Linked DNA regions of Homo sapiens: region 2 is linked to region 1. A link is a contact called in ENCODE Hi-C or POLR2A ChIA-PET data. All regions are on one chromosome and are shown on one strand. The core of a region is the stretch at or near the end of the contact, and the rest is flanking DNA. Distances in the headings are between cores, read along the strand shown. Region 1 overlaps LOC105370777 (a long non-coding RNA gene). Region 2 overlaps LOC105370777 (a long non-coding RNA gene).

What was found. A loop is a pair of places that touch in the nucleus more often than their neighbours do. ChIA-PET counts read pairs that join two places held with the same protein, here RNA polymerase II (POLR2A). Pooled maps may share reads with other maps.
Region 2: a map of vagina shows a loop between it and region 1 (1.9-fold over the local background). The contact joins two enhancer-like sites. A Hi-C loop is called at or near these places in 3 of 168 maps with a recorded cell type or tissue (CD14-positive monocyte, ascending aorta and vagina) and 1 of 50 pooled maps. POLR2A ChIA-PET finds 5 or more read pairs at or near these places in 1 of 52 experiments (MCF 10A).

The regions. Positions count from the first base shown.
Region 1 is chr15:39,402,521-39,405,256 of GRCh38, forward strand. The region is part of intron 1 of LOC105370777 (a long non-coding RNA gene); the gene reads right to left. Among named protein-coding and RNA genes, the nearest start is that of LINC02915, 150 kb to the left of the region's middle. Within about 2 kb of position 1,296, at least 5 of the 41 ENCODE cell types and tissues checked have a DNase peak (open chromatin) inside an H3K27ac peak, as active enhancers do.
Region 2 is chr15:39,334,102-39,336,801 of GRCh38, forward strand. All of the region lies in intron 1 of LOC105370777 (a long non-coding RNA gene), which reads right to left. Among named protein-coding and RNA genes, the nearest start is that of LINC02915, 85 kb to the left of the region's middle. Within about 2 kb of position 1,315, at least 5 of the 41 ENCODE cell types and tissues checked have a DNase peak (open chromatin) inside an H3K27ac peak, as active enhancers do.

The DNA.
Region 1 (2,736 bases), core at 46-2,545:
AGGAGTCACTGAAGATTTAGGACCCAAAATCTTCAGTGACAGAATCACAGCTGTGATTTAAGGATTCATCTGGCAGCAGCATATAAAATCCTTTGGGAATAAAGATGCCAGGTAAAAGGTAATAAAGTCTTGAACCAAGGGGGCATCCACGGAACTACATGGAACGTTCTTGATTTAGTGTTATCCAGTTGGAAGCACTGTGCAAAGAACTAGAAATGGGAGCCCTCCCATGATAGCTTGGAAAAGATGTCTCTGTTGTCTGCATACTTTGGGGCACATATGAAAAGTGATGAGGGTTTAAAGCCTGGCCATGGATAACATTATGCAGAGGGAAAGTCAGAAAAGAAATGTGTTTCATCAAAGGCTTGAGCATAGAAGGAAAGGTGCTTAAGAAGAGAATAGGGGCAGTAGCGGAAGGGGGAAGACCCAGGAGAATATCGCATTTCAGTAGAAAGGGTTTCCAAAAAAAGTGAACAAGCAATTATGTAAAATGCAGCAGAAAAGTCAAGGAGAATGAATATTGAAAAGGGGTGGGAGGACTTTTAACTTTATAGAAAATTTCAGGAAGCATCCAGAACTGAATTTGAAATCAAAACGTCTGGGCTCAAGATACATAAAATAATTTCTCCCTATGTATTACCTCTACTCCCTCATAATTTCACTATACATGTAGTTCTTTGTGTCCTCTTTGACTATTCTCTTCAGCATAATCTTCCAGTTTCTACATCCACTGCTAATGCTTCCATATTCTTGATATTTAAAAAGCAAGTGCATTGTCATGTCATGATGCCCACAGAAGCCAGAGAGAGTAGGGTCACACCATATATAACTGGGTTACCTAAAGACTTGTCCATTAGCATATATTTAGAAGGGGCTATGGGCATCACAAGCAAAGACTGACTTGTCAAGTTAAAGCTAACATATAACTTCTATAGTTAAATAGCAAAATTTAGCAAGCATTTGGTAATAGGCTCGATTAGCATGGTTTCCATTTTTTTCTAGCAATTGTATACAAAGCACTGAAAAAGAGAAAATGCAAAGAAGAATGTATAGAATAGCACATTTATAGACTAGTGTGTTGGCCTCTTCAGAAATCCAGCATTGTAGAGAAGATATCATCCACAGTACTAAGTTTAAACCACTTAAGCTGAAATTCAAAACCCTACACAATTTGATAACAGCCTACTTCTCTAACATTATCTCTCTCTAGCCATTCAGTCAATAACTCAAATTCCTATAATTCAACAAACAAGCACTTACTCCATTCCAGGCATTGTGCCAATCACTACACTAAGCACCCACAAGCCAGGCTGCTCCCATCTAAAACGTTACTACCCCTACTCCTTTACTGACCAGTCTGTTCTCAGCAGGAAAGCCTTTGCTCTTCTCTGTGCATATTGAAATTCCTCGATTATTGACAGCATACTTGGGAGACAGGAGCAAGGCTGTGCAACCTGACTGCTTTGGATTTAAATCTAGTTCCACCCTTAGGCAGCTGTGTGACCTTGGGCAAGTTACTTAAATGCTTCAATTTCCTCCTCTGTCTTCCTTCGAGGAATGTGATGATTAAACACATATATGAAGCACTTAGAAGAGTGTGTCAAGGTATTTAAAACCATACCAGGAATTTAGCAACTGTTTAATAAATGTTAAAAAGTAGTAGTAGTAGTTGTTGTTGTTGTTGTATTGTGATTCTCAGCTGCAGATGCACCTCCTTCACAATACCCCACACTCATAAATCTAACTCATGGTCCATACTCACATGGTTCTTATCATATGTGTCTTTGCATATGTTTTATATCTGATACATTTTTTTGGAGGCAGGCTATTATGCATTTTTTTTCTTCCCTCAGCACACAGCCACATGCACCACAGTCCCTAATGGTAATAGTAAACTGTGTGAGTGTGTGTGTGTGCGTGTGCATGTGTACATGAATTCAGTGGACCCTAAGGAAAATTCTATGGAAGAGGGACAGTCATGGTTCTTCCATCACCAAGAAACATCAAAGTTTGGGGTCACCAAAATGAAGGAAAGTAGCTATAGCATCTTCTTTGCAATAGGCCTTTAATACTGTGTCTATCCTTCTTACCAGTCTGGATTAGTTTAGATTCATTTCTACTAGAGGGCAGGGAATGAACTAAGTAATTTGTAATTCCACCAGTTCACCCCTTCAGAACACCTCCAGATCATCACAACTCCCAATTTTGCTTTGTTAAATGCAGACCAGCTGGGAACCAGCCCAGGACCCTGTATCCCTGAAGTTAACCCACACTCATATTGCTTGGACCAGCTGGGGCTGGCCTGTTTCTGGTGAGACAAAGAGCCAATAGATGATGGTCTGACATGCCAAGAAGTGATCATAGCTGCTTCAGAGGTCATCAGTAAAGAATGTCAGAAGGAAATGGCCCAAGGCAGTAGAAATGCTTTTGCCCTCTTAGATGGTAGTTTCGCAAGCCAATAGACAAATGACGAGCTGGAGCTGGAAATAGCACAGGACTAGTATTAGTGATAGTACTGGGAAACGGCTTTAGCCTGAGGCTGGACCACATATCTTCCACCCCTTGCTGAGAGGAACCACTGCCTAAAACAGATAAGTTTCCCAACATGACTAACTTGAGTGACTATCTTTTTGCCGCTTTTCCCCTCACGCTGACCAGAAATGAGGCATCAATGAAAGTACACACTTAAGAAAAACCTGCTGTTCTGAGCTGCATCCTCCCTGGGACAAATTCTCT
Region 2 (2,700 bases), core at 65-2,564, 68 kb before region 1:
TTTCCACAGAGTGATAACATAACCCTGAACATGTCAGCATATGCAATTTTTCAAGTCCTGACGTCTCTTCTCTGCAATTCTAGACAGGAATATAATGTGGCAGCAGGACGACTCCTGCAGTGAACACAAAGGGCACTGAACTCCTAACGCTTTTCCCCAGTGGCAAGCAGCAATGGAGAAATCAGGGTTCCATCCTCTCTGCCCATAGCCTTCTAGCTCAAGAAAATATTTAGATCAAAGACCCACTTGTCACATTTTGAGATATTGCAAGTTATCCTCACTTGCCTAACTAAGTAAGCATGCCTAACTCTGGAGACTGGGAAGGGGATGATGGGGAAGGTAATGATGAGCCACTAAAATGGATGCAAGATTGAATTTTTTTTTTTTTTGAGACTTTTTTTTTGGTCACCCGGACTGGAGTGCAGTGGTGCGATCTCAGCTCACTGCAACCTCCGCCTCCTGGGTTCAAGCGATTCTCCTGCCTCAGCCTCCCAAGTAGCTGGGATTACAGGCACCCACCACTATGTCCAGCTAATTTTTTGTATTTTTAGTAGAGACAGGGTTTCACCATGTTTGCCAAGCTGGTCTCGAACTCCTGACCTCAGGTGATCCATCCACCTCAGCCTCCCAAAGTGCTGGGATTACAGGCATGAGCCACCATGCCCAGCCTGAATTTTATGTTTGAGATTTGTCATAAGACCTGCCAAGACAAGGGAAAGCTTGTTATGTATTCCCTTTCTCTCACAAAACAGCTCTTCAGTGAGTCCCACATGGTCACTTATTTGATCAACAAACATTCATTATGTGTCAGACACTGAGGATGAATAGGACAGAATTTGCAATGTCAGAAACAGGGATATTGGTCAGGGTGGCTTTTGAGCGGTCCCTGGAGTCAAGACTCCTCACAGTTCTTTACTTTTAATATTTCCCCACGTCAGCCACACTAGACTAACACAAAAGTTGGGACATCAGCCTACAGGGAGGAACTGTACCATCTGTTCAACTGCAAGTTCAGTACAAGACATAGAACAGTAGACTATATCATCACTGGTAGACTGTTTCATCACTATGTGCAAAGTTCCTTGGGATGGAGGTGCTGCCGCCTCATTCCCACCACTCTTCCTCATGGCCCCTCACCACTCCCACCTCGCCGCCACCTGCCATCCTCATCTACCCCCGAGCTGGCTCCTGCTGGCATCTTTATATATTCATTCTGTTTCCAAAACCTCCCTCCAAGAAGCTACACGTCCAATTGCATTTCCCTTTTCTGCAAAAAGTTAAGTACACAGCAATTGCTACATGCTTTAGAGGTTTGCTTTACCGGGAAAGTGCTGCAAACTGGCCCCCAATAAGGAAATCAGAGTGAGTCACTTGGAGCTCTTGGCCTTTACACTTCAGGCTATTAAATCCAAAATCCTAAGGAGTCCAACCCAGGTCCAAGAAGAGGAGCCTGAGGAGGTCCTTCCTAAATGTTAAGGCACCTAGAAACATTAGCCAAACAGGTCAAACAGAACCCCATGCTTTTTGTTGGTAGAATTTGATAAAATTACCACACACTGACAGGATGAAGAGTAAAGCCTATCACATCTTATTTGACTGTAGCAGAAAATTTAACAATTCTTAGAGAAATTATTTCAGCTCCTCTGCTTTGGCAAGCATATGAGAAGAGTAAAAAGAAAAGATAAACACTGACAGCCCTTATAATCTTTTTTTTTTGTTTTGAGACAGAGTCTTGCTCTGTCACCCAGGCTGGAGTACAGTGGCATGATCTCGGCTCACTGCAACCTATGCCTCCCAGGTTCAACCAATTCTCCTGCCTCAGGCTCCCGAGTAGCTGGGACTACAGGTGCACACCACCAGGCCCGGGTAAGTTTTTTTGTATTTTAGTAGAGACAGGGTTTCACTGTGTTGCCCTGGCTGGTCTCGAACTGTTGAGCTCAGGCAATCCGCCTGCCTCAGCCTCCCAAACTGCTAGGATTACAGGTGTGAGCCACTGCGCCTAGCCCGTAAACTTGAATATAATACCATAACTCAGGACACCAGTGAAATGACCCAGAAACTTGTGAGGGGATTGAGAATTTGGAAATTGAGCAAGAAACCGACTAGAGTTGCCATCAGCAATCAAGAAGTGACTATGGGAGAGGAAAGAAGGTGAAACGTCTGTTCTCTTGCTCACCTACCATGTTTTAAATACAGCCTTTGGTGACAGAAGCAAGAGTAAAGTAATGGAGATGATACTGGGCTCCCAGAGAAACAGACTTGAGTTTTCAGCCTTCACTAATGGCTGTGATTCTGTGAAGACACTGTCTCCTCTCTAGTCTTCAATCCCCCACAGAAGCACCCCCTCCTCCATGAAGCCCTCTTCGGTTTCTCCTGCCCACACCCATATCCCCTCTTCTGAATTTCTAGAATACCTACTTTTATGCCTCACAATGTGAAGCTTTTTCAGGTTTTTTTCAGGTGTATTTGCCTCTTATTTCATGACTGAATTTTGATGCCCCTAAAATAAGAACTATAATGCCTTTTTCTTTTGACTCTCCTGCACAGCCAAGTTCAGAGCTGAATATTTCATAAATATCTAGTGTGTAACGTGGTGGATAATTTGACATGAGTTTTCCCAAGAGCCACTGCCCATGGAGGGGAGTCAATAGTGTATTTGCATTCACTTATTTGGGGCCTTGGTTTACATACGTCTGCTTA